Linked DNA regions of Homo sapiens: region 1 is linked to region 2. Evidence: chromatin loops called from intact Hi-C (ENCODE). Cell type or tissue: Calu3. All regions are shown on one strand. Each heading gives the region's core, and the rest is flanking DNA. Links, peaks and the distances in the headings are about the cores only.

Region 1 (15,545 bases), core at 3,428-11,427, 49 kb before region 2:
TCAATTAGGAAAAAACACTAAACTATTAATAGTGGTTTTCCTTAGCATGTACAACAAATGACTTTTTCCTAGAGTTTAAATTATTTTCTACAATGAATTTCTTTTGCTTAATGAAAAAGATAGCTTTTTATTGTAAAAAGAATTTAAAAATAAAAATAAAAAACCTCTTCCAAATACCCAGGTAATCTAGGGCGGTAGTTTTTTGGCTTGAATTATCTAATTAATTGGCTGTATTCCAACTTTACTTTGTTGGTAGACCCTAAATATTAGAAGCTGTTCATATAGCTTTTGCTAAGTTATATGAATTACATTGCAAAATCTGAGGATACACTGGGTAATCTTGGTGAAGTCATTGACTCTTTTTAGGCATAGTTTTCTCTTTTGTAAAATGAGAGACTGAACTAGTTAAACTTTAATGTCTATTATATAGCTCCAAATAATGTAATTAAGCAAAACTGACTATCAAGAATTATTTTCATTGTTGGCTTTTTGACCCTTCAAATTATATTTATTTTTCATGAGAAAAATCTTTTCACAGTAACTTCCCTTTCTCCAAACTTAATAAGCTCAGCAGGTGATTAAGCCACATTCTTCACTTTTGAAGAATGTTTCATGCAATCTTAGGATCTTTAGGACAGGATCTGGCAGGTTTTATGCATCTGTTAGCTCACAACACAAGTGTGCTATGTAAAATGGGAACACAAGTGTGCTATGTGAAATGGGGCCACAAGTCTTAAATGTAGGGCATTGGGAGAAGAGAGGATATGCCAGTAAACAGAACCAATTCTCATTAGTGTTAGAGCGTGGCTGTTTGTTTAGAACATTTATTAGAACTATTGATATGGAATAATAAAACTTTGCAGAAGAAATGATTTAAGAAATTAGCATGTTCTTTTCATTATAATTATGTTAGGGAAATAAAAAATGGGACTAGATCTCTAGAGGTCTTCCCAGCTCTGAGAGCCTTTGTTATAAAAGGGAGTATTTATCTGGAGCACCTTTTACTTTTTTTTATTTTATCAAAGTTTTACATATACATATTTTTAAAGCAAAATAGTAACACAAGGCTTATAATGAAAAAGAGCAGTCTCCTGAGGCCCTGTCCCCAGAAGCAACTACATTCAACTCCTTTAGAAATGTCCTCTGAGGCCGGGCGCAGTGGCTCACGCCTGTAATCCCAGCACTTTGGGAGGCCGGGGCAGGTGGATCATTTGAGCTCAGGAGTTTGAGGCCAGCCTGGCCAAATATGGTGAAACACTGTCTCTACTAAAAATATAAAAATTAACCGGATGGTAGTGGCACGTGCCTGTAATCCCCACTACCCGGGAGGCTGAGGCAGAAGAATCGCTTGAGCCTGGGAGGCACAGGTTGCAGTGATCCAAGATTGTGCCACTGCACTCCAGTCTGGGCAACAGAGTAAGATCCTGTCTCAAAAATAATGTTCTCTGATATGTGCCTCCAGGTTTCTAAATGCAGTGTTTAGGTAGTTTTTTCTTGATCTTTCAGTATGGGATATTATCTTTGACTTTGTTATAGGGAAGACGAGGACTTAGACCTCTTTATCTCACCCAGTTTCCCTCCTGGCTCCTCATACTTCCCATCCCCCTCCATCCTTTCAATTTAAATATATCATAACTTTTACTATATCATATTATTACAACTATATATTCATCATCATTATGAGGATTTCCTTTGCCTCTTTCCTGTATTGATACCCTCTTTCCTGAATTCCATGTTTTCTTTCTTTTTCTTTTTTTTTTTTTTTTTCCGAGACAGATTCTCCCTTTGTAGTGCAGGCTGGAGTGCAGTGGCGCAATCTTGGCTCACTGCAACCTCCGCCCCCCAGGTCCCGGTTCCAGCAATTCTGCTTCAGCCTCCCGAGCAGCTGGGATTACAGGCACACACCACCATGCCCAGCTAATTTTTGTATTTTTAGTAGAGATGGGGTTTCACCATGTTGGCCAGGCTGGTCTTGAACTCCTGACCTGGTGGTCCGCCTGCCTCGGCCTCCCAAAGTGCTGGAATTGCAGATGTGAGCCACTGTGCCCGGCCTGGATTCCATGTTTTCTACTTTTGTATAGGTTTTGAAAGTCACAGAGGTGCCAGCTTTCATCACATTGTATCAAGAGTACATATTATTAACATAACTTATCAGTTTTGATGTTGACCTTGATCACCTGGCTAAAATAGTGCTTGTCTAGTTTCTGAACTGTAAAGTTCCTCTTTTCCCTCCTTTTTCCATACCGTAATCTTTGTGAATCACTGTTCACAGCCCACACTTCAGAAATGGGGATCAGTGTGCAAATGAGTGGATTAAAAAAAAAAAAATAAGAAAGGGAAGTTACGCTCAACCTCCTTGAAAGCAGAGTATCTGTGTAAATTGTTTGGAATTCTACACAGATTTGTCTGTTGTCTACCATTTGTTTGTCAGTATGGACTCATAGGTATTTATTTTATAATTTGGGTTATAATTTAATACTACTTTAGTTTATTGTTCAGGTTGTCCAGCTTTCACCATTGGGAGCTCTTTCATTTGGCTCCTGTGTCCCTTTGACACATTTCCATTTTGGATATTTGTTTGTTTGTTTGTTTGTTTGTTTGTTTCATTTTTGGAGCACTTCCTTACTTTCTGGCATTACAAGATACTCCAGGCTTATCTTGAACATTTCCTGCCCCATTCTTAGAATCAATGTTTAGGGATTTTTTTTAATTGGGCTGGATTCTTTGGTACTATTTATTTATATTTTATTTTTGATTCTGGAGTAGTATGAGATATTTGTAACATGAGTATATTTTCATCAAAATATTTCAAGAATGGTCTCTTTGCTTTGTTTTGGCTATCCTGAGTATTTTGGTTTTTGATTGACGGTGTTTTTATCAAGATTACTATCAGGTGACTAAAGTAACACTTTGTATTGTTCACCTGACATTTATCATTTCCAAGTGAACTGTTTACACACAAGTGAATTTTTCAAATGCTTAAAGCTTACACTTTTCATTTATTCATTCTTTCATTCCTTCAAGGAGCATATTTTAAGCACTTACCAATACTAGGCAATATGCTAGGTACTCAGACAGATAAGACACAGCTCTGTTTCTTGAGTAGTCCATAGTCTAGTAAGGGCATAGTTGCCCTTCAATTCAATACGTGGTGTGGTGAAACTTGAGTTGTAGTAGAAGCCAACACTGGAGATCGACACTTTCTTGACATTTTAAAGGATGACATTAATTAGCCAGATGAAGTAGGAGGAGATGGACAAGGTGTTATAACAAAAATGAGCAGCATGTAACCAAAGGAGTATGGCACTTTTGAGGTACTACAAGGAGCTCAAGGCAACTGGAGTGTAAAAGAAGATGGAACCAGTGGAGAGAGTTGAGCAGTAGGCCTAGAAGCCATCCTGAAGGGCCTCATATGCCCTGTTTGTACGTTAACATTTTCAGGGCACTCTTAGAGGGTTTTTAGGCACAAGAGCAATCACTTTGACAGCATTATAGACAATGGATTCAAGTAGACGGGCAACTACGTGAGAAATCCACTTAATAATCTAATCTGGAAATGAGGACAGTGGTCACAGAGCTGGAGTGGAAGGTATGGATTGGAGAGCTATAAAGGAACTTAACAGCTATCAACAAACTTTATCAACAGATGGGTGTGAGGTTAAAAGAGATTAGGTGTTGATTGAAGTGATGAATAAAACGTAAATCTTTACCTACACAGACCTCACAATATAGGCATGTACAAAAGAAGGATAATATAATTAAACCACAGTTTATGTCCTTACTGAACAGAAGTTTGTATGTCTACTTTCCAAGTATCTTGGAAGCATTACTGTAGATTAACAATCCAATAAGTGATCATTGGCAAAGGAGTAGTACATGTGAGGATTAAATACTGAATAGCTCCAGTGTATCACACTCTTGAATTCTCAGAAAGAGAACCAAATAAATTGGAAAGAAACCAACACTAGACATATGGAAATTTTTCAAATAAAATATGTTTTCCTCTGGCTCAGTCCTTACAGCTGTTGTACAACAGCCCAACTTTAGCTGTCATGCCAGTGCCTCTAAAAACTTCCATTTCCTGGCAGAGCTTTACTGGCAGTGTTTCTATCTCTGGTCGAAATCACAGTGATACAATACATTTACACGGTACATTAGTCTCACCAGCTCCTCCCACTTTTGCAAATAGTTCCGTAAGTGAACGTTTGACACTTGGAAAGACAACAAATGTTTTTGCTTACTATGTGTCACTGTAACATTAGTTGAAGTCATTTTCTATATTAATAAATGATGCAAGTGCCTTTAAAAATATCTAATGGACCATAACCTAGGACATAACAGTCTCTTATTGAATCTAGCCAGTATTCTTAGCAAATATCTCAGTATTTCCATAAAGCCACTGGCAAGTGATAGCAGCCCGTTTTTGCAGTTAAGAAAATTGCAGTAGCAACTTAGATGTATCATCTAAAGCCTCCTTGTCCAATAATATTTTTCTTATATATGCTGTTTCCAAAATAATATGCCTCAAAATAAAATAAGCATATTCACATGTCAGATAACAAGTTTATATAGTCCCTTGGTTACAGATGCAGTTGCAAAAGGAGGTGGAAGGCATCCAAAACACAATAATTTTTATAAAATGAGATAAAGGACTGGGAAACAGTCCAAGATGTGTCTAGACAATAATAGCCTCCCCTAATTGGAGTGATAGTATTCATTAGATTTATTAATATCCACTGAAATACAAAATGAAATAAGAAACACATTTTATACCTTGGCTTAGTAAGTGGCAGAAAAACAGTATTTGTCTGCATTTGTTCCGTTAATAACTTTATACCAGTAGTAACCAGAAGAAACTCCTAGATAGGCTGTACAAGTGGTTTTCTAGCTTCTTTTAAAAAGGAACTACTGGGTTGATATCTAAGATATATTAAATTTATTAAATAACTTCTTAATGTCAGAAATTCAAGTATAAATTGTTTTTGACATTAAGACCAACTCCTGTTCATTACAAGCACCTGACCAACTGTCTTAATAGAAAGTACTCTAGACTCAGTAGCTTATAAACAACAGAAATTTATTTCTCACGGTTCTGGTGGCTAAGAAGTCTGAGATCAAGGCCCCAATAAATTAGGCCTCTGATGAGGGCCTGTTTCGTGATTCGTAGATGGTACCATCTTGCTATGTTCTCACATAATGGAAAGGGAAAGGCAGCTCTCTGGGGCCTCTTTTTATTAGTGCACGAATCCCATTAATGAGGACCCCACCCTTATGACCTAATCACTCCCCAGCCACGCCTCCCAATACGATCACATTGGTAATTAGGTTTCAACATATGAATTTTGTGGAGAGACAAGCATTCGGACCATAACAACAACATTCTTAAAACTACCATTGTAGGCCAGGGGCAGTGGCTCACAACTGTAATCCCAGCACTTTGGGAGCCTGAGGTGAGAGAATTGCTTGAGCCCAGGAGTTCAAGACCTGCCTGGGCAACATAGTGAGACCTCATCTCTACAAAAAATTTAAAAATTGGCTGGGGTGGTAGAGCAAGATGTTGTCTCAAAAAAAAATAAACACCATTGCAGGCTAGTCAGCCACTATTAGATTGTGGAATCTACTGTGTATTTTATGTACCAGAAATCCAGGGTCTTAAACTTTTTTGCTGAGCTCTGAAGATACCACCACCATGCATCATATTTTCAAGTAGCCTCTAGGAAATGCCTTGTAGAACCCAAATTGAAAACTAACGTATAACTCTTTATGTTGTGAAGGTGGTCCTAATGAAATCTAACCATCCCCAAAAGTGTCTTCCATACCTGACTCATACCTTTAGCAAGTGACATCACATTAAATTTGTCAAAATCAGTCTTTAATACCTTATTTAGAATTATGCAGCTATAGAAGGAACATGGAGGAAATTATAGAGCTGTGCTGCCCAATATGGCTAGCCACTAGCTCACATGTGGCTGTTTAAATTTAATTGAACTTAAATTGAAAATATAGGTCCTCACTTAAACTAGCCACATTTAAAGTTCACAATAGCCACATCTAAGTAGTGACTACCGTATTGACAACGCAGATGTAGAACTATGTAGAACATTTGACAATACTGTCTAGAAAGTACTGATACAAAAAGCACTTTAGTTGATAATGGCTTATATATTTATATAAAAATGCCTATATGATGACTTCTCAAGAGAAAAGATTGTTTATAACTGGAACCTATAATTTTATTTCATTGTGCCAGAAAAGTAGCTTTTAAATTTATAAATTCTACTTTTTTCCCTTAAACTCCTACCCTAAAATACTTCCAAATGTAGAACTTCTGAAGGCTACATATGATATAGAGCTACTTCAGGATTCCCAGAGTTTGGAAAAATGATTTCTGAAAGCACTATATGAGATAAAAGTTTCAAGTATGACAACTCTAATTTTTCTACCCCATTTTGTACAGCTCTTCTACATATTTTGCTCATTAGCACCTTCTTCACAATGTATTGTTTTATATATATATATATATATATATATATATATATATATATATATATATATTTATTTTACTTCTATCTAAGGCCCTGAATCTGCTGACATATGACTTGTAGCTCCTTGGTAGGTAAAGGTCAATATATAGTAATTCTTGTGTGCCATTATCTTGAGGAGCAGGATGTTTGCATAGACTAAATTGTCTTCCTATATATTGCTGCTTTAGTTACAAAGGTTAAAATTGTAAGTATAAAATGGAAAAACCAGTGAGGGACAGAGGAACTTTGGATGTAATGGGCCTCTGGATGCCCTGAGAAGCATTTAATATCACTTATATTCATATGTAAGTGGATGCATGACCTGAATTTATTCATGAGGAAACATCAGACAAAAACAAAGTGAAAGAACATTCTATCTAAAAAGTGGCCTGTATTCTTTAAAATGTCAGTATCATGAAAGATGGGGAGAAGAGGGCTGTGATAATGGTAGGGAATTATTCCAGATTAAAAGAAATTAAAGAGATATGATAACTAAATGCAATATGTGATCTTGCACTGTATCCTGGACTAGCAGTGGAGAAAATGCTTAAAGGACATGATTAAGACAGTTCCAAAAACTGGCATATGGATGATAAATTAGATTTAAAGTATTGTATTCATATTAAGTTTCCTAAATTTGGTGACTATACTATGGTTATGTTAGATAATATTTTGTTTCTGGGAAATACATTCACAGAAATGTATTGAAGAGTAGAGGGGCACGATGCCTGCACCTTATTCTCAAATGAGTCAAGAAAATAATAGTGTGTGTGAAGAGAGAGAATATGATAACAAATGTAGCACAATGTTAACAGTGGATTTGAGTAAAGACTATACAGGAGTTCTCTATTTAAGCCTTGTAACTTTTCTATAAATTTGAAATTATTCTGAAATAAAAATAAAACTATTCGATATTTTCTAGCCCTTTCTAAGGCACAAAATGATGTGATGGAAATGAAGATGCAGTCAGAGAGACTTTCGAAAGAATATGATCAACTCCTGAAAGAACACTCTGAACTTCAGGTGGGTGTGACATGCACTTTATGCACCTAAATGTTTTGAAATAGTAATTACCTAAGTAAATTATTTGGGTTATTTGTCCTTAACTAATCAAGATGATGTACTTAATCCTGGCTTTGTTAAACGATTTAAAGAAGCCAGATTTTTACCTAGAGGGTAAAGATTAGGACATTGCAGGAAAATACAAGATAATTTTAAGGAATTGCTGACTTGCATACTTACAGCATTCCAGTTTTGGTGAATTTTTAAGCAAAAGAAGCCACAAAAATGGCAGCATTGGAAAACAGACTGGTTCTAGAAAAGGTGAGTTTTGCTCTTTGGGATGTTTGCCATATTCATGCCAAAATGAGGCCAAAATTTCAAGTTCCACATCACACTACTCTTGTCTCAGTGTTTTAGACATATTAGGACAAGACTTTAGCATTCAAATTTATCATTTACCTCCAAATGTTGATTTGAAAGATGGAAATGGGAAAAAAATGTTTCATTGTTAAAGCCACAAAGTCAGATCTGGGCCATAGGTTTTCTTTCTCTTTCTCTCTAATTCAATAAAAGAAATGGTCATCCCTGTTAGGCTTGTCTTTCCTCCCTCCCTTCTGCTGCCAGCCAGTAACCTGAATTGATTTCTCAGACACACTCTGATCAATTGGGGAAGAGACCATTCCAGAGACAGCCCTGGCCTTCCCTCCCAGTTTCTCCCAAGACAGACTGGTTGGGCTTGTCTTCAAAATTTGGCAGCCTTTGTGGCTTTCAGTCAGGGCTTTTTACAAATAATAGCTTTTTATTTCACTGTACACATTTCCCTGCATCTTAATGGTCATGGTATCTCCAAGACTCAGCACTGTTCCTGGCACAAGGCAAGCATACACTATACTCATAGACTTTGTAGTCAGACCTACTTGGAATACCTACCTATACCTGGCTGCATGCTAGGTTTTTTATCTTAGGCAGGTTATAGCATCCCTTTGGGGCTCACTTCTTTCATCTATAAAAATTGAAACAATAATGATGCCTGGCTCACTGGATTGTTAAGAGAACTAAATAAAATGTGTAGGTTTTTTAGCACTATGCCTAGCTGACAGTAAACACTCAAGAAATGATAGGTATTATCATCATCATCTGTATTACTTCCTCTGTAGGAATTTTGCTGAAAGAATGACTTATTCTCAACCAACCACTTTGGCCTTGGTTTAGAGCCAGTAATTAAGTAACCCAAAGCACATATTTGTAATCTGATATTCCCAGTTGGTTTGCATGTTTGGTTTAACTAGCCTACTTTGACAATAGCAAAAGACAAGGTAGCCAGAGAAGGGTGAATACCCTGTATGCTCCAATCCCAGGACACTGAGGGCTCAGTTCACATGGCCTGGAGCAGATAGGTAGATTGTCAGCAAGACCACCCCTTCCCCGTCTCAAAAATAGAGACCCTAAAATTGCTGACCTCATTGGGGCATGATAATTATTCGTGGTATCTTTCAAGGTCCACCTTGGAAAGTGAAGAAGTCACTTCAGAGACCTCTTGCCTAGAAATACAACATTTTCCCCCTATTTGTGAGATTAGGGTTTACTCAGCCAGGTTGAGTATCGACATTAGTGGACTTTGCCATGATGTCAGACATGCTTAGATCTTTGAATGGAGAAAGGAAAACCAGAAGTATGCCTTCAGTTTCTTATGGCCAGTGTCCATTGTTGAATGTCTCCATTGTTGAATGTCTCCATTGTTGAATGTCTCCATTGTGGTAACAGCCATTGGTTCTCTTAATTCTGAAGAATATATATAACAGTGAGATTTCCTCAACCCATTTCCTCCCCACAGAAAAGCCACAGTCAGCCTGGAGCTGCTGCATTCTTGGTAAAGGAAGTAGAAAGCTTTTAAGAGTGATTCCTGGCTGAGCGTGGTGGCTCACACCTTTCTTTAATCCCAGCACTTTGGAAGGCTGAGGCGGGCGGATCATGGGAGATCAAGACCATCCTGGCTAACAAGGTGAAACCCTGTCTCTACTAAAAATACAAAAAATTAGCCGGGCATGGTGGCAAGTGCCTGTAATCCCAGCTACTCGGGAGGCTGAGGCAGGAGAATCACTTGAACCTGGGAGGCAGAGGTTGCAGTGAGCCGAGATCGCGCTTTTGCACTCCAGCCTGGGTGACAGAGCGAGACTCCATCTCAGAAAAAAAAAAAGTGATTCCTTCCCAAGAAAATAGTTGTTATAATAGTTGTCATACCTGTTTCTGTGGAAAAGACCCCATCCCAGATTATGCCAGACACCATGCCGAGAGTAGGGCCTTGTTTGATAGCACTTCAGGACTTGATCTAATTTCTGCTTGTATCCAGTTTTTGAAATATTTAATAGATGTCATTTGTTGAGAGTATGCTCTGGACTAAGCACTTGGCTAAGGGCTTCGTATATGTTGTTTTGTTTACTCTCCATGACAGCTCAATAATTGAAAGTATTTTAATATCCCTATTTTGTGAATGAGGAAACTGAGACCCAGAGATGTTATATAATTTATCGAAAGTAACTAGAAAGTGATAGCATTCAAAGTCAGAGAATCTTTCTCCAGAACCTCCATCATTAACCACTATGTTCTTTGGCCTTTGCTGATCATTGGATTGTGTTCTTGGATCCATTCTCCTCTCACCACTGCTTTACTCTGTATCTCTGGGAGGCCCGTTTCCAAGGCTCCCTTGCTGTCTGACTCAGTCTGGGCAGGTTTAGCCAGTGGCAGGCACTAGAAGACTGAAGGCAGGAGGAAGGGGAAAGCCAGGGATTTCTTCTACTCTTTCTGCTATAGAGGCCTTCTCCTTTATGACTCCAGTTCCTTCCCTCTAGGTCCCACTGGGCAGCTTCTACATACTGGCCTTCGCACCTGGGCTCCATAACCCTCATCCCTCCAGCCCAAGAAGTGGTGGTGGCTTTTCTGCTATTGATAATCCCAGAGGTGCCTTACCACCCTGTTTGGTGTGTGTACTTTTTCATCACCTGTAAAACCAATTTCCCATAATATCTCTGTTGGAAGGAAAACAAAATCTCAGCTCCATAGTTTACCACTTCTGTAACCCACAGGTGACTCATTTGACATCTATGCTCCTCAGGTACTTTACTACTTAAATAAAGGTTGTAATACCTTATGAAAATTAAACCAGATCCTGTATAAGAAAGCACTTTATATATTTATAATCAAGAATGCTATTTATTATGTCCTGACTGGTTACATTTTTTTCCTTCACCTACCCATCCCCCACCGTTGTCCAATATGAGACCCTGTATAAGATTCTCAGATTTAGATATCATTAAGAGCCCCATTTTGTTTGTTTGTTTGTTTTTTGAGACAGTGTCTCACTCTGTCACCAAGACTGGAGTTCAGTGGCACAATCTCAGCTCGCTGCAACCTCCACCTCCCCAATTTAATCGATTCTTGTGCCTCAGCCTTCTGAGTGACTGGGACTACAAGCACATGCCACCATGCGCAGCTAAGTTGGGTATTTTTAGTAGAGACAGGGTTTCACCATGTTGGCCAGGCTGGTCTCGAACTCCTGACCTCAAGCGATCCGCCCACCTGGGCCTTCCAAAGTGCTGGGATTATAGGCTCGAGCCACCGTGCCCAGCCAAGAACCCTTTTCTTTAACTCTTGTGCTTTAATGTTCGTCTGAGCCCTGCTTGAGAAGCAAAAGATAGTTACAGATCCTCTATGGTAAAAAGCTCTATCAAATTGTCCTCATGAATTTACTTCTGTTGTCAAACTAATCTTAGATATTGAATTATATGCTAAGGTTCTTTGGAACTAGCTTCCTGAATTTTACACAGTTGACATATTTTCATTGGAACAATCATAAAACGAAAGATCATTAAAATATTAAGGAAACAAAGGTTAAAGAGGGAAACGCTGATTTCTTTACTGTAAATAGATCCCAATTTGCATCTTTTAAATCCTTTTGGATTTCCCCATCTGGTCCCCTCCCTGTTATAGGCACTAAATAAATATTAGAAAACAGTCCCTTCAAAACATGTAGTCCTTTCCTTATTTGCCCTGCCTCTCTTCTAAAAAAAAAGAAAAACAGAACTAACTAGAGATTATTGGCTGCACAAACCCATCAGCACCTGCCAGTTTTTAAATTTCATTTTGGAAAATCAGCCATCACTTAAGGGACTTGTCCATAATAGCTTCATTAAAGCTTTGTTTTTTATCAAAAGGGGGCCACATATGTAAACTTGTGGAAGTAATTTACCTCCTCTACTCTTGTCTTTTTATTTGATTGCAAAAGTTAATGTTATTAAAGTTGCTATGGAAGCATTAATGTTCAGCCTGAACAAGAGCTTGACGAACTTCTTTATACAAGCAATAACACTCTGCAACCCCATTTTATGAGATATTTTTCATGATGTAGACATTTACTTTCTTAGCACAAGTGATCTCTTAAGATTAATTTCTTTTCCATTTTCCTTCAGTTTTAAATGATGTAATATAGTAATCTTTATAACATGATCAGCCAAGTATAATTTGAGAAGTCAGTTCTGTTGGCAAATATCTGAAGGACAAAACCAAAGCCACCCTAGCTGAGGTTTTTGTCCCTTCCTTCTTTCATTTACCAAAAACCTTAATTGGGTTAACAGTAGGGGAATTTTAGAAATCATGTTTTCCTAATGTAACCTGTGAAACAAAAGCAAAATAGATTAAGGCAAGGGGAAAAATGAACTTACCAAGAGTGTTCTTTTTCCTAAGTAAAAACCACAAATTTTATAGTTTTTTAAATTTTAGACTTTCTCAATCCTTTTTTTCACATTTAATTATTCTCATAAGTATACATAGAAGAGAGAATGTTTTTTAAAAGTCCTTGTCATGTCTATGAATCTGTTTCTCTTTGCTGTACTACATAAATCATATTTTTTTCCTTACAGGATCGTTTAGAAAGAGGCAACAAGAAAAGACTGTGAACTTTATAAAAGACACTTGCAATATACTGTGTCAAAATGATAATTTTGTTATGTTAGCCTCTAGAAAATTTAAGTTCAGAAAAATGCACTATGACCGGTTCGTAATTTTTTTAATGCCACACATAGGTTGTATTGTAATGGCATTATCAAAATATTTGATGATGTTTCAGATATATTGCAAAGTCTGTATTCCAGCTCTTAAGAAAAATATAAGCATGTTAAATACCATATTTACATATTGATAATGTCATTGGTATATGGTGGCTGTTTACCAATAAAAGGAAAAAATTCATTAACCGGTTGCTTCCAAAATTAGAAGTTTTAAGTTGCATGAAACCATTAATAGCCTTGAAAGCTTTGATAAGTTTTCAGTAATAATAACCTATTTAATCAGATGATGATGTGTTTGAAAATAGTGTTCAATATCAGCAAATTTGTACACAGGGAATGTAAATAAGGATAACTGATCAGAGTTATCCACTGTATTTATAAGGAAGAGTCGGAAAAAACAATGACCTTAGTTTTTTTTAAGCCTGATGATACTATGGTTTACTCTAATAAGATAGCTATATTGATAATTATATTTTTGTTACTGTGCCCTTGCACATTTTGGTCTTTTTGTTAATATTTTTATTAATAACACATAATTAGTAACCACTCTACTGTTTCAAGTTAATCTAGTAATAGAGCTTACATATATTTGTATAACTGCTATACCACTGAACTGAATTTATTTTACAACAGTGTAGAATTCTTGAAAAGTTAACGTAGAAAATATCCAAAAAGCAGTATTTCTAGAAAGTGTCCAAAAAGCAGTATTTCTTTCCCTTGGTTGTGAGAGTAACTAATTATATAAATATTACCTCAAAAATACATACACTGGTATCACACAGTCTTTCTACAATGTTTCTGTATTCTGAAAGCTAAATATTAAGTACTATTTTTCCATTCAAATATTCATTTAGAATTTCCTTTAGAAGATGGCAGTGATTATAATATTAATATGATTTCATTTGTTCCAGTGTTTAGACATGAAATCATCTTCCTTGTCTCATGAAAACCTAAATATAAAAAAAAGGAAAATACTGGAGTTTTTATTTCTCTTGTCTTTGTTACATCCTCTGTTTATTATAATTTTAGCACCAACTTCACACCTAGCTAATTTTTTTCATCATAAAGTGGATGAAATGAGCAAGTACCTAAAAATTTTATTTCAGATAAAAGTCAGGAGTTACTGCTAAAAAACAGACATGTAGGAGACATTCAACAGGAGTATGAAATGAGAGTTAGACCATATGGGCTGACAACACCATAAATAACAAGAAAAGGGAGTGCTGAAATAGGAGAGAACAGAGCAAATGTTAGCTCAAAGTATAGACTTAGAAATATCAAAGTAAGAGCTATCTGGATAAATATATAGATATTGAGTGCTTGGAATCCTAGCCTACTATGTGAAAATTAAGTCTAATGTCAGAATAACTTACAGAAAAATAGAAAATGCACAGCTTTAAAATGGGCAGAGTTAAAATCTATTCCCAGCTTTATCACTTATTTAGCCATGCTAGCCTAGGCCTCTATTTCCTTGTCTCCAAAATGAGAATAATAAAATTTAGGTCAGGATTACTATATAAACTAAGATAATACAGTGATTCTCAAAGTTGTTCAGACTGTATAGTAAGGAGAAAGTCTGGTTGCACTTTGAAGAGCTTGAAGATTTGAAAGATTCCCAAAAAAGCATTTTAAAGTTTACATTTAAGGGACCTTGGACCTCAACCCTCTCAAGTTTACAAGTCTGAAACTTTAGACATCAAAAGTTTGAGCAGTTTTTCCAAGGCAACATTGATAGTTAGATTCAGGGCCAGGCTGTAAGTCTAGAATTTAGATATCCTGATCCCCCAGATACCGCTCTTCTGGTTATACACAGACCAGCTATAATTTGCTAAACATAAAATATTGCAGTGTATTAGCCGGCTGTGGCTCCAGAGTCTGTGCCCTTTACCACCGTGCCCAACTGTTTCACATGCTGTGTTTGGTAGTTTTTCCTAGTACTCTCCTTAATAATGGTGGTGTTTAGCAAATTGTATTACATAAATAAATATTTATTTCATGGATTGAGTTATGTTGCATATTAAATTACTTTCCTTCCCATTGTCAATAATGACTTCTTTATGTCTTAGGCTGTATTATAAATTCAAACACAGGAATGTTATTCTTGCCTTTTTCCATCAGAATTACCTAAAGTTTTATTAGACTTTCCCCCTACTTGCAAATCTGCCTGGAGGTTCTGGTCTTTAGGAAGTAGCACTTAGCAAGTTCTGGATAAGCACTCCAGAATTTGGGATGAGTTATCCTTGTTGTTTGTCCAGCTCTATCTTGGACCCCAGTGCTGCTAATTAGATTCATGCCTTGTTCTTTAGGGCATAAGTTCCTCTCTTGGCTATTTTTCCTAGTATGCTGAGAACTAGGATTCCCTTTCAGTGACAGAGTCCTGCCCTGGAACCCCAATCAAGAGCCTAAAGTTTAACTACTCTCTGAGATATTAGCCTGATGCCAGCAGCCTGCCTGGATCTCTAAATATTACCCATTCTGGGAGTTGTTAGTGGTCTCTGCTTTCCTGCAGTGTCACTCCTGCTTCCTCATTGGGCCTGCTAGCCACAGCTACTTGGATGTACCCGAACCTGTTGCCTTGCCCTACCTCTGTGGGCTGGTTCAGTTCTGCATTCCCATTCCAGTGTCCACTGCCTTCTCGCTATCCCTCCCATCTGTGCGCCACCACCAGCTTATCCCCAGCCCTGCTAACATGACAAACTATTGTGCATTTGAGTGCCCACTATACAATGTGTGAATATAACCGTGCTTTTAAGCATTGACTTTAATGTCTGGGATGATCCGTCTAGAGTCCATGGAACCCTCCTGTGTTTTTTCATCCCTTTCTTAGTAATCTTGGAAATCCACTTATGAAATTCTTTTTCTAACATTTCTTTGCTGAACGGCATTTTTAAAATTACTTTCACGGTGTTTCTTTCCAGTTTGATCTCTACACAAACACAACTTTATTACTTGCACC
Region 2 (15,545 bases), core at 4,050-12,049:
GTAACCTGGATGAGATCTTGGAACAAAGTGGCTCATGCCTGTAATCCCAGCTACTCGGGAGGCTGAGGCAGAAGAATCACTTGAACCTGGAGGCGGACGTTGCAGTGAGCCAAGATTGTACCACTGAGGCAGGAGAATCACTTGAACCCAGGAGGCGGACATTGCAGTGAGCCGAGATTGCACCACTGTACTCCAGCCTGTGCAACTTTGTCTCAGAAAAAAAAAAAAAAGAGGGACAAGTTTCAAATGTTCAGATTTTTTTTCCCCTTTACAAGTGTCATTAAAAGATACAGGTACAAAAGAAATTTTATTGAGAGAAGTATCTCCAAGAAGTTCAAAATATTTTAGAGATGTTTTTTTCCTCACCCCCTGAGTTCAAAGATTCTCAGCATTTTACAGAAGAGGCCCCTCCTCTCCTCCTATAAATGACCTCTAAATGTTGGACCGTCTGAGGGCTTGGTGCTGGTCTTTTATCTGCTTCTCTCCTCACCCTAAATGCCTGGTTTCAGTTGCCACATATATACTGAGGACGTCCAGTTTGCTGTGCCCGGGTCTGACTTATGTGGATTTCAGTCTTGCCGGCCTTCTTTTTGTTTCTCAAGTGCATCAAGTTCTTTCCTAACTCAGAGTTTTTGCATTTGCTGTTTCCTCTTCCAGGAAGGCTGTCTTTTTCTCATCCTTTAGTCTCTCTTCAAATGTCATTTCCTCTGAAAGAGAAAGGCCTTCCCTGAACACCCCCTCTAAGGTGGTCCTCCTCCTCCCCTTGCTGTGTGTTGCTCCATCAGTAATTCCACAAGACATCTTTCTCTTTCTCCCATAGCATTTCGTCACAACAGAATGTTATCTGATTTATTTTTTTTGCTGATAATCACTGTCCCCCATTAGAAGTACTTTGAAGGCAGGAACTTTGACAAACTTGTTCACTGCTGTATCCCCGACACTTAGATAGTGTTTGATACAAGTTAAGGGTTCACTAAATACTCATGGTGTAAGTAAATAAATGTATGAATCAATGAATGAATAATTAAACGAATGAATGGAATACTTAAACATCCAACTCGTGGTAACACAGCACATCAGTGTTTACTTGAAACAATCCTCAAGCTTCCCTTTTCTCCCTCCATTAACAAACCACAGATTTCATGAGATAAGATATGCAAGGATAACTTTAAAAGTGCAATACACTTAAATAATAAGAAATTTGGAAGGATCCTGAAATTATTCTTTGCTTAGAAAACTATGCCATTATTGGCTCGACATAGTGGCACAGGCCTGTAATGCCAGCTACTTCAGGGACTGAGGTGAGACCCCCATCTCTAAAAAAAAGAAAGAAAACATCCAGGCCAAGTGCAGTTGGCTCCTGCCTGTAATGTCATTTTATAATCAGCATTTTGGAAGGCTGAGGTGGTAGGATTATTTGAGCCCAGGAGTTTGAGACCAGCCTGGGTAACAAAGCGAGACCCCATCTCTTGAAAAAAAAAAATCATCATTAAAACAAACATTAAAAGAAACCCACCTGGGTGTGGTGGCTCACACATGTAATCCCAGCACCCTGGGAGGATGAAGCAGGTGGATCTCTTGAGCACAGGAGTTTGAGACCAGCCTGAGCAAGATGGCAAAACCCTGTCTCTACAAAAAATACAAAAATTAGCCGGGTGTGGTGGCACATGCCTATAGTCTCAACTACTTGGGAGGCTGAGGTGGAGAATGGCTTGAGCTTTGGAGGTGAAGGTTGCAGTGAGCTGAGATAGTGTCACTGCACTTCAACCTGGGTGACAGAGCCAGACCCTGTTTAAAACAAACAAACAAACACACACACACACACACACACACAGAAAACCCCTCAAAACCCAAAACTATGCCATCATTTCGTTCTAGCAATTTACTAAACCACATATCAAGTTTGCATTCATATTAAAGAAGAGGCAGATGGGCTCTGCCTGAGAAATTTATTGAGTTATAGTTTTATTGACACTGTAAGTTGTTTAAAATTGAATGGATTGCCACATAATATTTACAAATAATTTCATTTTTTGATGTTTTAATGGTTGGATTCTCTTCTTTTAAAACTAGTTTTTTTTCTACCCAAATATTTCTCAAAATTCCATTGTTAAACAATCAATTGATCAATAATTTAACAAGTCTGGTACCTATTATATTGTCATAATTTGTCAAGGTATTGTGTAGGGAAATAAAGAGACTAGCATTATAATTTTACTTTAATAAAAATGTATACCTATGTCTGCATAGAAAGAATAAATAAAAAAAGAAGCAAAACAGTGATTATCTGGATAATGAGATAAAATGTGATTACTATATTATACATTAATGTAGTTTCCAAATTATTTACTACAGGCACATCTTATTTTTGTAACACCATAAAAGACATATACTATTTATGTCCCTAGGGAGCATATCTTATAACTGGAGAAGAAAATAAAGTAGCATACAGTAAACAAATAGAAAACAATTGAGTGCAAGATAAAAATAACAACAAAAAACCAAGAAAACAATTGAGTGCAAAACTGTATGATTACTGAGAATAAGCCCAATAAGTTGCTCAGAGAAGAAGAGATCAGAAATATAGAAAGAAAGTTCAGTTCAGTTCTCTTTTTGTATAAGTATGACAAAAATTTAGCATTTGCTATCTTGAGAAAATTAACACGCATAATGAAATAAAAGCTCAGGATTAGGCCTGGCTCAAGTGATCCTCCCGCCTCAGCTTCTCAAAGTGTTGGGATTACACTGTGAGCCACAGCGCCCAGCCAACATGTTTGCATTCTTTTGCAATTCTTCTGATTTGAGAACATTTTAAATTGTAAAAAAAAAAAAAAAAAGAAAAAATTTATACCACAATATTCGCTCTCAGACAAAAATAATGTAGCAAGATTGACTGCTCTTAAGTTAAATAAACGAAGGATTCAATTAAATCATTCTTGTAGCACACGTAGTCACTCAAAAGCATAGATACTCTGTCAGGTGTGGTGGTGTGCACCTATAGTCCCAGCTATTCTGGAGACTGGGAGTTCAAGTCCAGCCTGGGCAAAATAGCAAGATCCCATCTCTAAAAAAGAAAAAAAAGGCATAGATACACTATAAATTTATGTAAATATCTATATTTTATTAATTATAGAATTCTATTATAAAACTCATTTTATGAATCACAAAATACGCTATCAATTAAACTATAATATATAGTAGATCATCAATTATAACATGAACCCTGATAAAATGTGAAAAATCTGTATTTTATAATCAGTGAAATAAGATACACATTTTGTGACCATTTGATTAGTGTCTACTGCACCCATAAATATGAGGCCAGGGTATAAGCTTTTGTTCATCATTGTACCCACAGCCAGCACAAATAATTTCCTAATAAATCCTTGAATGAATGAATGAATGAACAGGTGAATGCGTAATCAAACAAGGGAGTTTGTCTTACACTGCAAATGCCTAAATGATAAATAAGAAAATGCCTTTTAAAAAAGTATTAACTGCTAAATAAGTACTGTAAAGTATCAATAATATTGTCTGATATTTATTTTTAAGTGATGCATCTATTTCTTTGGAAAGAAGTCCTGAATATTTTAAAAGTCTGATAAATAAGAACCACCCACCTCTGTGTGAAACAGGAGAAGGTTGCCTTATAAAGCCCAAGTGAGTAATCTAAGGTGTTTAATATCACAATTAAATAGGGTGGAGAGAGCAAGCTGTTATTTCCTCCTACTCTTCTGTTTTTAAAAAGCCAAATTCAAACGGTCTGCCTTTTACCTATGAGAAAAGCAGTTCTATACCCTTATAGAATCCTGTAACAGAGATACCATTTTGTTCTGCCCCAGCTATTTCTGCTATGGAAAAGCATTGAACAGAAAAAAGCAATTATCTTCATCCAGATACATGCAGGACTTATTATATTGTGATTATTGAACCAAACTCTTATATAGAGAGATGCATTTCAAATAAGAATTCTATTAGCCAAGCTAAGTTACTCTTTTGCCTCCTGTTGTTACTCAAGTCTTTTCTCTTCTGTCCTTCTGCCAGCCTTACCCCACTCCTTAATCCTCTGAACCAGCAAACCATTGCCAAGTTCTGATGCAAAGTGGTTTATAGGCCTGACTGGACCAGACTAAAAGTGTTCAAAATAGCAAGCAACAAGGAGCAGAAATCCATATTAGAATGGGATATGGACTATATTTATATTGGTACAGAATGCCTTCAATAAAGAGTTGTGAGTTGTGTAGGTGAGTTGCCATGGAGCTACAAATATGAGTTGATATTCTGAAATCCTAGACAGCCATCTCCAAGGTTAAGAAAAATCCTTATGCACTCACTTGCAAAGATATCCACAGCATGCTCTTAATGGAGAAAAACAAAGCCTTAGATCAAATATGTAAAGTAATTTTTAGTTTTTTGAAAAGGTATGTTTGGGCTATAGATAAATCTGTTCAAAAAACATGAGAGAAGATAATAATGGTTGAAAGGAGACACAGTGCTTGCCCTCAAGAAGTTTTTGTCTAGTGAGGGAGAGAGAACTTGTATGTAAATAAAATTGTGTTACTAAGGTAGATAGTGAGAAGTAACTTAAGAGAGGATCAGATAAGGTATTAAGAGAATACAGAAAAGGGTCTGGATTAATTCTGAACAGCATCAAAGAATGTTCTTGCAAGAGATAGTGTTTTCACCAGATCTTGAAGGTATGGATGAGGGTATACAGAGTGAGTATATTCAGATTCTACTTTAAAACAAATACTTTCCTCTGTTGTAGTGGAGTTGAGCTATACATCCAACAATAATGAAAAAATACACGCATATATACATATATGGAGAGAGATACATATTTTAGTACATGTAGCAATTGATTAATAAATGTACAGTTTAAGTCGCATGCAAAACCTTGGAGTGATAGCAAACTTCATTGTAGGATGTTTAGCAGCATCTCTGGTCTCTACTCACTAGATCCCAATAGCATCTCCCTAGGTGTGACAACCAAAAATGTCTCCAGGCATTGACCTCTGGAGGCAAAAAAAGCCCTTTATTAAGAACCAGTGGTATACATAAGTAAAACATACACAAGAGATTCCTCCCCTCTTCTCTGTATGTGAATAAAAATTGCAAAGTTCATGACCTGGATTTTCCTTTTAGGTTTCTTCTTTAGTGGTTCTTAACTTCATTGGGTGAAGTAAGCCTTTGAAGATCTGTTGAAAGCTGTTGACTCATTCACTTCTCAGGAAAACGCACATGCTGACTACCATTTCAGAGAATTTGCATCAGGGTTCTCTGGGGAGGAGTTCTGAGTTCTGTTTCCAGGAGCTCGTAGAATTGTCATGGTCTGCATATGCAAGGCAGGTGGATTACGGAAGGTTGATGTACAGAGGTCTGTATTTTGGAGCCTCTTCTGTATTTACTTCAGAACACTAACAATCAGGCGAGAATGTTCTGGTTTATCAAACCCTTCCTTCTGCCTTTCATCTTAACCATGCATTAGTTTTAACAAAGTTCATCCCAACAGAAGACAAAACACTGATGAGGTAGGATAGCTCCAGCTCCTCCTCCCTCTCTTCTAGTCTTGATTTCCATGTAGTCCAGTTTATTCCTTCCCTGATTGTCCAGGAGAATGAGAAAAAGAAAAAACAGAGTCTAGTGGGTAAGAAAGGGCCACCTGGACGGCTTGATTTGGATTGTGAAATAAAACACACACACATGCACACGTAGAATAAGTGGCTAAAATCTGAGTAAATCGTGAACTCTCTGTATCCTCCACCCATTGAATACTCCTAAAAGACTTTCTAGAAATTCAAGGACTTATTAATATAGAAACCTGGCCATTGTTCCTCTTCTCCTCCCCATGTGGTATGAGAGCACCTGTGGCAGGCTCCCAGAGACCACGGACCTCTTCCTCTAGGCGGGCTCTGCTCTTCTTTAAGGAGTCCCACAGGGCCTGGCCCGCCCCTGACCTCGCAACCCTTGAGATTAGTAACGGGATGAGTGAGGATCCGGGTGGCCCCTGCGTGGCAGCCAGTAAGAGTCTCAGCCTTCCCGGTTCGGGAAAGGGGAAGAATGCAGGAGGGGTAGGATTTCTTTCCTGATAGGATCGGTTGGGAAAGACCGCAGCCTGTGTGTGTCTTTCCCTTCGACCAAGGTGTCTGTTGCTCCGTAAATAAAACGTCCCACTGCCTTCTGAGAGCGCTATAAAGGCAGCGGAAGGGTAGTCCGCGGGGCATTCCGGGCGGGGCGCGAGCAGAGACAGGTGAGTTCGCCCTGAAGATGCCCACACCGCCCGGCCCGGGCTCCACTCCCGGGGAGGCCTCGAGGGTTGCGGATGGGACTCTTAAGTGGTCACGGATCAGGTGGGCAGGGGGCAGTACAGCTTTCTTTCTGAGACGCCGAGAGCGAACAGGCTGCTCGGAAAACAGGACGAGGGGAGAGACTTGCTCAATAAGCTGAAAGTTCTGCCCCCGAGAGGGCTGCGACAGCTGCTGGAATGTGCCTGCAGCGTCCGCCTCTTGGGGACCCGCGGAGCGCGCCCTGACGGTTCCACGCCTGGCCCGGGGGTCTGCACCTCTCCTCCAGTGCGCACCTGGAGCTGCGTCCCGGGTCAGGTGCGGGGAGGGAGGGAATCTCAGTGTCCCCTTCCAGCCTTGCAAGCGCCTTTGGCCCCTGCCCCAGCCCCTCGGTTTGGGGGAGATTTCAGAACGCGGACAGCGCCCTGGCTGCGGGCCATAGGGGACTGGGTGGAACTCGGGAAGCCCCCAGAGCAGGGGCTTACTCGCTTCAAGTTTGGGGAACCCCGGGCAGCGGGTGCAGGCCACGAGACCCGAAGGTTCTCAGGTGCCCCCCTGCAGGCTGGCCGTGCGCGCCGTGGGGCGCTTGTCGCGAGCGCCGAGGGCTGCAGGACGCGGACCAGACTCGCGGTGCAGGGGGGCCTGGCTGCAGCTAACAGGTGATCCCGTTCTTTCTGTTCCTCGCTCTTCCCCTCCGATCGTCCTCGCTTACCGCGTGTCCTCCCTCCTCGCTGTCCTCTGGCTCGCAGGTCATGGCAGCGCCAGGCGGCAGGTCGGAGCCGCCGCAGCTCCCCGAGTACAGCTGCAGCTACATGGTGTCGCGGCCGGTCTACAGCGAGCTCGCTTTCCAGCAACAGCACGAGCGGCGCCTGCAGGAGCGCAAGACGCTGCGGGAGAGCCTGGCCAAGTGCTGCAGGTAGCGGCCGCGCGGGCCTGCGTAGAGAGAAGCGGAGCGGGGCGTCCACGCCTTGGGGAGGGAAGGGCGTCCCCAGCGGGCGAGAGTGGGGTGCGGGCGGCGGAGCCCCTGGGCGCCAGCTGCTTCTCCCAGAGGCCCGACTTTCGGTCTCCGGTCCTCCACGCCGCCCTTCTGGTGGGAGGGTGGCTCCATCAGTCTCGGGCCCGAAATGAACTTACCTGGGAAACTCGCCTTTGGGGAGAGTGGGTTCTAGGAGCCCCGTCTCTCTTTTTCCTCTCTGAAGGAAACTTGGAGTGCCTCTTGGGGTACAGTGGGTCCCTGTTGCCTTCTTGGGAGCTTGTTTAAATGAAATGAATAGGGAAACCCAGCTCTTGACCAGGAGGAGTCCTTGAAACACTCAAGCTAAGTAGGCGGGCTACCATTCAGTTAGAGACCAGGATGCAAGCTAGAACCCAGGGGAGCGCGGGGTGTGCCAAGTACTTCATCAGCAGGCTGTGGGACCCCTGGGGAAAGCCACCCTCAGTCTCTAAACCCAAACATGCCGTAACTAGATGTCACAAACATAAAGAAATTAGAGTTTCTAAAACCTTTCATTATAGAACATTTCAAATATATGCATAAGTAGACGTAGTAGTATAATGAACTCCCCACCCCCACCGTTTTTAACCCATCACTCGGCCTCAACTGTGATCAAATCCAAGTTACTCTTGTTTCTTGTATCTACACCTACTTGCTCCCTCCAGTATTATTTTTAAGCAAATCTCATATAGCATACTGTCTTTATGTATTTTACTGCATATCTTTAAAGACTCTTAAAAAATATAACCACATTTCATGATCACACCTTAATATCTAAAAATAACCTCCTAATATCAAAAATTGAGTCATTATTAAAATGTCCAATCGTCCCATAAATGCCTTAATTAAAAAACAATTTATTCAAATCAGGAGTTATACCACCTACTTTTGATATTTTTCTTTCATCTGTAGGTCACTGAATTTAAAAACTACCAAGTAGCAAGGTATAAGGTATACATTCCTCATGCTAAGATTTTTGTAAAAACTAGCTCCAGGCTTGTATTGCCAAAATATACTCAGTGTGTTTATCTTCTTTAAAGAAAATAATAATAATAAGGCGCCTGGATTAGGAGTCTGAAAAGTAATCTCCATTTAGAGACTCCACATCCATCAGTCTCTGGCTGGACCAGAAAATAGGTTTTTGTGTAGGAATATTTTTTCAGAGGATTAAAAATGTGAGCGAGGGGTGGGACACTTAATCCTGTGTTCTCTAGAAGAGTGCATTTAAAAGGATAGATACAGTTCTTGGCAAAAGCATGGTAAGCACTTCAGGGTTATTATTTTCCAGGAAATACTTATCCTTTTTCCAAATAGTTATAAACATCAGCAGAATCCAGTTCATAACTTTGTGATTTGCAAATTGGTTGTGACTGAGATTGGATTGAAAACCCAGTTTTCTTGCTTTTTGACAGTTGTTCAAGAAAGAGAGCCTTTGGTGTGCTAAAGACTCTTGTGCCCATCTTGGAGTGGCTCCCCAAATACCGAGTCAAGGAATGGCTGCTTAGTGACGTCATTTCGGGAGTTAGTACTGGGCTAGTGGCCACGCTGCAAGGTAAGATGTTGGCAGATTGAGAGTTCTGGTCTCCAGCAGGAGTTTAACACTTCTCCCCAGCTACCATAGGTCTGTGACAGATGGTTGCTTACCCTTCAAGGCCTGTATCTTTCCTGTAGAGCCCCTTAGTGGAGAGAGTCACCTCTCTTCTCCCCTTCCTTAGAGTTCTCTTCCTGGGAAACTGCTGCCCCACTAGGTGCAGAGGTCCAATTTAGAGGCATATACTAGGCAGTGGCTTCTCAATTTTTTTAAATTTTATTTTATTTGAGACGGGGGCTCGCTCTGTCACCTAGGCTGGAGTGCAGTGGCGCAATCCTGGCTCACTGCAAGCTCCGTCTCCCGGGTTCACGCCATTCTCCCGCCTCAGCCTCCCCAGTAGCTGGGACTACAGGCGCCCGCCACTACGCCCGGCTAATTTTTTGTATTTTTAGTAGAGACGGGGTTTCACCGGGTTAGCCAGGATGGTATCGACCTCCTGACCTCGTGATCCGCCTGCCTTGGCCTCCCAAAATGCTGGGATTACAGGCGTGAGCCACTGCACCCAGCCAGCTTCTCTATTTTCATTGACCACAATTCAATAAGAAATGTGTAAAGAGTTTCAAGTCAAGATTTAAAAAAAAAAAAGAAATGTGTTACATCCTGATATATACATATATATCTAAAGTTCCTGTGAAATATTTATTATAACAATGTGCTAATCTTTCACTTTGTTCTATTATGCTTAGGTTTTTTAAATGATGATTGCAGCACATTAAATTATTTTATATCCACACGTGGATCTTTTTTGTTGGTTTGTTTTGCTTTGCTTTTTAGAGATACAGTCTTGCTCTGTCACCCAGGCTGGTGTGCAGTGGCACGATCTTGGCTCAATGCAACCTCTCTGCCTCTCGGGTTCAAGTGATTCTTGTGCCTCAGCCTTCTGAGTAGCTGGGGCTACAGGCATGTGCCACCATGTCCAGCTAATTACTGTATTTTTAGTAGAGATGGGGTTTCGCCATGTTGGCCAGGGTGGTCTGGAACTCCTAACCTCAAGTGATCCGCCCTCCTTGGTATCCCAAAGTACTGTGATTACAGGCATGAGCCACCATGCCCAGCCTCCCACACGTGGATCTTGAGGTGTAGTTTGAAACTGGCTTAAGGAAAAGTGAAGGGAGCTTCCTAGCCTGGACTCCACATGAATGTTTTGCCTGCCCCTCATCCCTTTTTAAAAAAATTCATCCTCTTATTTTAATGTGTGGGAAAATGTGCCAACATAGGTGGTTATTTGTTCTTTTATAAACTGAGTTCATACCATAATATTCCCATAAGCATCTTAGAAATCTGTTGTATAGTTGGTGCCTAGCAGCATGGCATTCTCCTCTGTCCCCTATCCCCACCATCTCGTTTCTGCCCCACCCCCAACACCCTGACCAATTTCCCAAAGACCCTGAATCATGAAAACAGAAATATCGTTATTTATTATAATTTGTGAAACACCTAATATGTTCCAGGCACTAGGTATGCTGACACGAATAAGATGCATCCTCTGCTTCCAAGGAACTCATAGTCCAATGGAGAAAGAGAAAACAATTCAATGTGATAAGGGCTGTGGCAGGGGAGTGCAAATTACTTGCTAAGGGAGTGCAAATGAGGTTCACTCAAAGCGGTCTTAGGGGATCTTGAATAGCTTCCTGGAAGTTGAATGTCAAAGCTGAGTTTCCCTGATGGCTAAGTCTGAGTTTGCCAAGTGATGGGAAGTAGGGTGGGGTGGGGATGGCTTGAAAATAGACTATTTCAGAAGCTAGTAATGAATGTTGAGCAATATTGTGAGCTAAAATTTGGCTATGGAGCTTTCAAGATTGCTCAGATCAGGCCAGGTAGATGCCCGAAGAGAAGGAGGATGGCCTATGAACCCAGGGTGGAGCCTCAGCCTGATCAAGCATGTTCTTAATCACAAAGGTGGACGGGAGAGAGACTAGGATGGGCTGTGTGGTTCCTAAGTTAAACAATGCCAAGTATTCTACACTGTGCTCTAAGGGCTGTGACATGGTGACACCCTGTGACTCCTGGGGGACAGGAACCATGCCTCATTCATGTTTGTTCAGCAGGTGCCTAGCACAGAGACAGGCACATAATAGATGGTATATTTAGTGAAAAAGATTGAATTGCATTCCTGATAATGAATCTTCTTTATATATAAAAAATGGTGGTTCATGCTCCATGTCTCCCCAGTTTTCATAGACAAGTATCTTATAAGAATTCATTTTGTTTATAAGCATGAGACACTATGCTAAGTAAGAATGTTGCCAGCTATCTCATTTAATCCTCATAACAATCCTGCTAGGTAGGTCTATTATTATTTCATTTTCAGTAGGTGAAAAAATCTATTAAATCTTGCCCAGGGTCACGTGGCTGGTAAGTGGTACAGCTGGGATTTTAATCCGGTGTCTATTGTGTAGTTCCTTACTTTATGGGTAAGATGCTTTTCTAGAAACATTATCTCTATAAAGTTTTCTGTGTAAGGTGAATTTCTGGGAGGTTAATCTGGCTCAGTTACACATCCATTTATCATTCATTCACTTAATAAATATTTATAAACTAATTCTGTAGACCAGGTATCCAGCCATGTGCACTCAGTGGTTCATTAACAGGCACAGGTGCTGACTTCATGGAGCTTTGTAAAATTATTTTGAGGGGTAGGGATGGGAATTAAATAAGTAGATAAATAGAAAAATAATTATAGATTGCAATATCTATTGTGGTGGATTAAATATACTGCAATAGGGATTAATTTGAAAGGTGGATCTTTATTTTTATATTTTTTTGAGACAGGGTCTTGCTCTGTTGCGCAGGCTGGAGTGCAGTGGTGAGATCACAGCTCACCACAGCCTTGGCCTCCTGGGCCCAGGTGATCCTCCCATCTCAGCCTCGCCAGTAGCTGGAACTACAGGCATGTGCCACCATGCTTGGCTAATTTTTGTATTTTTTGTAGAGACAAGGTTTCACCATGTTGCCCAGGCTGGTCTGGAACTCCTAGGCTCAAGTTATCTGCCTGCCTCGGCCTCCCAAAGTGCTGGGATTAGAGGTGTGAGCCATTGTGCCCAGCCAGGAAGGGAGGTCTATTTTAGATATAATGGTCAAGGAAGAACTTACTGAGAAGGTGAAATTTAGTAAAAGACAAGAGAATGAGAAGGAGACAGCCATGTGATAAGCAGAAAAAAAGAGTGTACCAGGTAAAGGTGCAAAGGCCCTGAGGCCAGAAAACTTAGCATTTTCCAGGGAGGAAGAGGAAGAATTGTAGTGTGGATGAGTGCAGTGGGGGAGGGTGAGTAAACCATGAAATAAACTGAGGCAGGACTGGGATTAGGATGAGGTAAGGGAGGCACTCACTCTCAGGATGCCTCTTTAAATATTGTACCCTAGGAAACTCATTTGCCTCACCCTATTCCTGGCCCTGTGGGGATATTGCTGTGAATTAAAGGGAGAATGGGTGTGTCAGCTTGAACCAGATGATGCAGGCTATGAAGAGAGCTGCAAGATAGGAATATATTGTGCAGCAAGAATCACTGACACATAATGATGAGTGTGGATGAAAATCACTGATGCCTCCAAGGTTGTTGGCTTGAGCAACCGGATAGATCATTACATCATTTATCTAAATGGCAAAGACAGGCTGAGGAGCAGGTTTGGGATAGGAAATCAAGTTTCCTTTTGGATATGCTAAGTTTGAGACACAGGGTGAGACATCTAAGTGGAGATGCCACCTAGAGAAGTGGGAGCTACTGCAAGTGTGAAGGTTAGAGGAGAGGTCTAGGCTAGACATAAAAATCAGGAAAGCATTGCTGAAGAGGTGATATTTACAAGAGTGGGAATGCCTGTGATTACCTAGGAAGAAAGGGCAGGTGTAGAAGAAAAGAGAGCCAGAGTACTTAGAAGTTAGGAAGGCAAGGAGAGGGGCAGCCAAGAACCTGAGAAAGCCTGGCGCAGGAAGTTGAAGACAAAGAACAACCAAAGGAATGTGGGATCAGAAGCCAAGAGAGAAGGTTTAAAAAAAAAAAAAAAAAAAAAAAAGCATAGAGGGGCTGAGAGTGTTGAATTTGCCTGAGGGGTGGGGTATGATGAAGGATTACAGACTGCTTTTAAGAAGTTTTGCCATGAATCAGAGGGAGATAAGAGATGAAGACAGAGTGAAGGGAGAATTTGTTTTTCTTAATATGGGAGATACTAGAACGTATTTGTGAACCGATAGGAATGACCTAGTAGAAAGAAAGAGATCTGTGGTGCAAGAAGTACAAGAGAAATAACTAGAAGCAAAGTAGTAAAAAGGGGCAAACGTGGAGGGGTTTGAGAATGGAACTAGGAGAACTACTCCTTAAAGGCAGGAGGGATATTTCTTCCATTTTCAAAGGAAGATAGCCCAAATGGTGCAGATGCAGACGGGTTTGAAATTTTGATGAAAAGTAACTTGGGAGCATCTCATGCATTCTGTGTTTTCGATTAAATGCAGAATATGTCCCTTAACTTTGAGTCTGGTGGAGAAGGGTTTGGGCAGATTGAGGTAAGTAGGGGAGGTTTGAATAGTTGTCTCAAGGAGAGGAAAGGCACACCCCCTGAGGAAATGTAACTGGGTCCCCAGGCAGTGTTGAGTGCCCATCTAGCACTTGTGGTCACACATTTTACATGAAATTGGTTAGCCCAGATGTAGATGCCTTCAGTCCAGTTTATCTAGCTGCTCAAAGGCTCTCATGGATAAGGTAGATGTTTGAGGTCAGCCAAATTGGGGTTTTGCCAGACAAGAAAAGGAAGGAAAGAGAGAGTGAAAAAAGGGAGTTAAGAATATTTGCAAAATTCCATGGAATCTGTGTGGGCAAGGGTGGAAGTGAAGACAGGAAGGTGTGGAGGATAGAGAGAAAGTGGATCGGTTAATTAATTAGAAGCCTCGTGAGCACAAATAAATGTTGCAATAAGGATTCTGCAGTAGATGAGCTGGAAGGTTTGGAGGCTGTAGCTGGAGAGAGGCTCAAAATTCAGATTTTGGAGGTGGTGGTGTGGTTTCCAGTGATGACAATGTCCATGCCACAACCACTGGCTGAGCAGCTGAGTAGTAGAACAACTCCGAGAAGACCAGCTCAGGTTACTGGGAAGCCAGGAAGTTGCTAAGGATGATGGGATCTTTGTGATTTTTGTTATTAAAACAAATTCCCATCAGACAGCAAAAGATCGATGCAACCCTTGTAGTGCTATTTTTATTCACAACTTTAAGGAGTCTGCTGTCTGCTTTCTCCTTTTGACTTTTATGTATTTGTTTGTTTAAACAACAGAAATTTATTTCTGCAACATGAAGGTGCCTGTAGATTCAGTTTCTGGTGACAGCCCGTCACCTTGCTGCGTCCTCACATGGTGGAAGGCTTTACCTTTAGAAGAAATTTAAATTTAATATAAATTTCAACTGTTTATTAGCACCTGCTTTGCCAGTATTTGTCACCATGCTATAAATCATGACTACCAACAGAGAAATTCTATCATTTAAATCAATGGCTCAGATTTCTTCTAATTTTTTTTCTTTTTTGAGACTCTTTCTCACACAGGCTGGAGTGTAGTGGTATGACCTTGGCTCACTGCAACCACTGCCTCCTGGGTTCAAACTATCCTTGTGCCTCAGCCTCCTCAGTAGCTGAAATTACAGGCATGTACCAACACCCCCAGCTAATTTGTGTATTTTTAGTAGAGACGAGATTTCACCATGTTGGCCGGGCTGGTCTTGAACTCCTGGCCTCAGTGATCTTCCCACCTCAGCCTCCCGAAATGCTAGGATTACAATCATGAGCCATCACACCTAGCCCCAGATTTCTTTACAAATTGTGTAATTTTAAAACTGTTGTACCAAGTTTCTTTATAATAAAGATGATTCCAGTATATTTGAGTAGTAGTGGTCCCTAAATGGGACACTCTGTATGAAAACTGAAAAGTTCCCCTTTTCCAGGCATATTAAGAACTGCAGAGCCCAGTTTGGGGAAATGGAAGTTTGAGAAGGACTTGAAAAATGTCCATATGAAATAGACAAGTTGTGCTTTCATCCCCTGCTCCTTCTTTTCTTATCTTCCTTCTGTGGAGTCACCTTCCTATTTTATTCCATGCTGTTGGGACTACTGACTATTGCAATTCCTGTTTGTAATTTACATATTAAAACAATTGTACTAATAGATATATTTTTCTAGAATACAAACTCCACTAGGGCAGAGACTTTGTTTTAACAGTGCCTGACACATGGTAGGTGCATAATCAACTGTTGTTGAATGAATGAATGCTTATTGTAGAAAACTAGAAAATACATATAAGGAACATGAAAAAATACCTCCACTACAAACTAGAAGTCTCCTCTGATCCTACCATACAGATAACCCATTGATATTTCAGTAAATATCTTACTAGGCACATAAATACTTATCTATATAAAAGTATAATGAAATGTCTGGAAATAATAAGCACCAAATTCAGGATAATTGTTGCCTTCTGAGGGTAGAGGGAGGAAAGAGGATGTGATTGAGGAAGAGTATACTGAGAGTTTCCGCTGCATTGGCAGTAATTTATTTCTTAAGCTAGATGATGGATACATGAAAGTTTATTATATTATTCATTGTGTATTGTGTTTCTTGTATATGTAAATTACTTCATATTTTATTCAAAATACCTCCAGATTTTTTTTTTTTTTTGAGATGGAGTCTTGCTCTGTTGC

Evidence for each region. Peaks named below come from ENCODE experiments on the same cell type or tissue, not always from the same donor. Only the 100,000 strongest peaks of a DNase experiment are listed, where the experiment ranks them.
Region 1: it touches region 2 in a loop (2.2-fold over the local background); 3 of 110 quality-filtered maps call a loop at or near these places.

What each region holds. Positions count from the first base shown.
Region 1 is chr7:107,605,886-107,621,430 of GRCh38, forward strand. It overlaps DUS4L-BCAP29 (DUS4L-BCAP29 readthrough), which reads left to right. Exons shown (of 13, transcript NR_163941.2): 12 at 7,447-7,547; 13 at 12,443-15,545. BCAP29 (B cell receptor associated protein 29) reads left to right here. Exons shown (of 8, transcript NM_018844.4): 7 at 7,447-7,547; 8 at 12,443-14,593. The coding sequence ends at 12,478. Among named protein-coding and RNA genes, the nearest start is that of BCAP29, 33 kb to the left of the region's middle. RefSeq lists a silencer at 3,959-4,253. In Calu3, for the core only: no CTCF peak of the experiment used is centred there; no DNase peak of the experiment used is centred there.
Region 2 is chr7:107,654,606-107,670,150 of GRCh38, forward strand. It overlaps SLC26A4 (solute carrier family 26 member 4), which reads left to right and starts at 6,223. Exons shown (of 21, transcript NM_000441.2): 1 at 6,223-6,250; 2 at 7,034-7,200; 3 at 8,691-8,830. The coding sequence starts at 7,037. SLC26A4-AS1 (SLC26A4 antisense RNA 1) reads right to left here and starts at 7,193. Exons shown (of 2, transcript NR_028137.1): 1 at 6,997-7,193; 2 at 1,911-5,601. In Calu3, for the core only: no CTCF peak of the experiment used is centred there; a DNase peak (open chromatin) is centred at 7,146.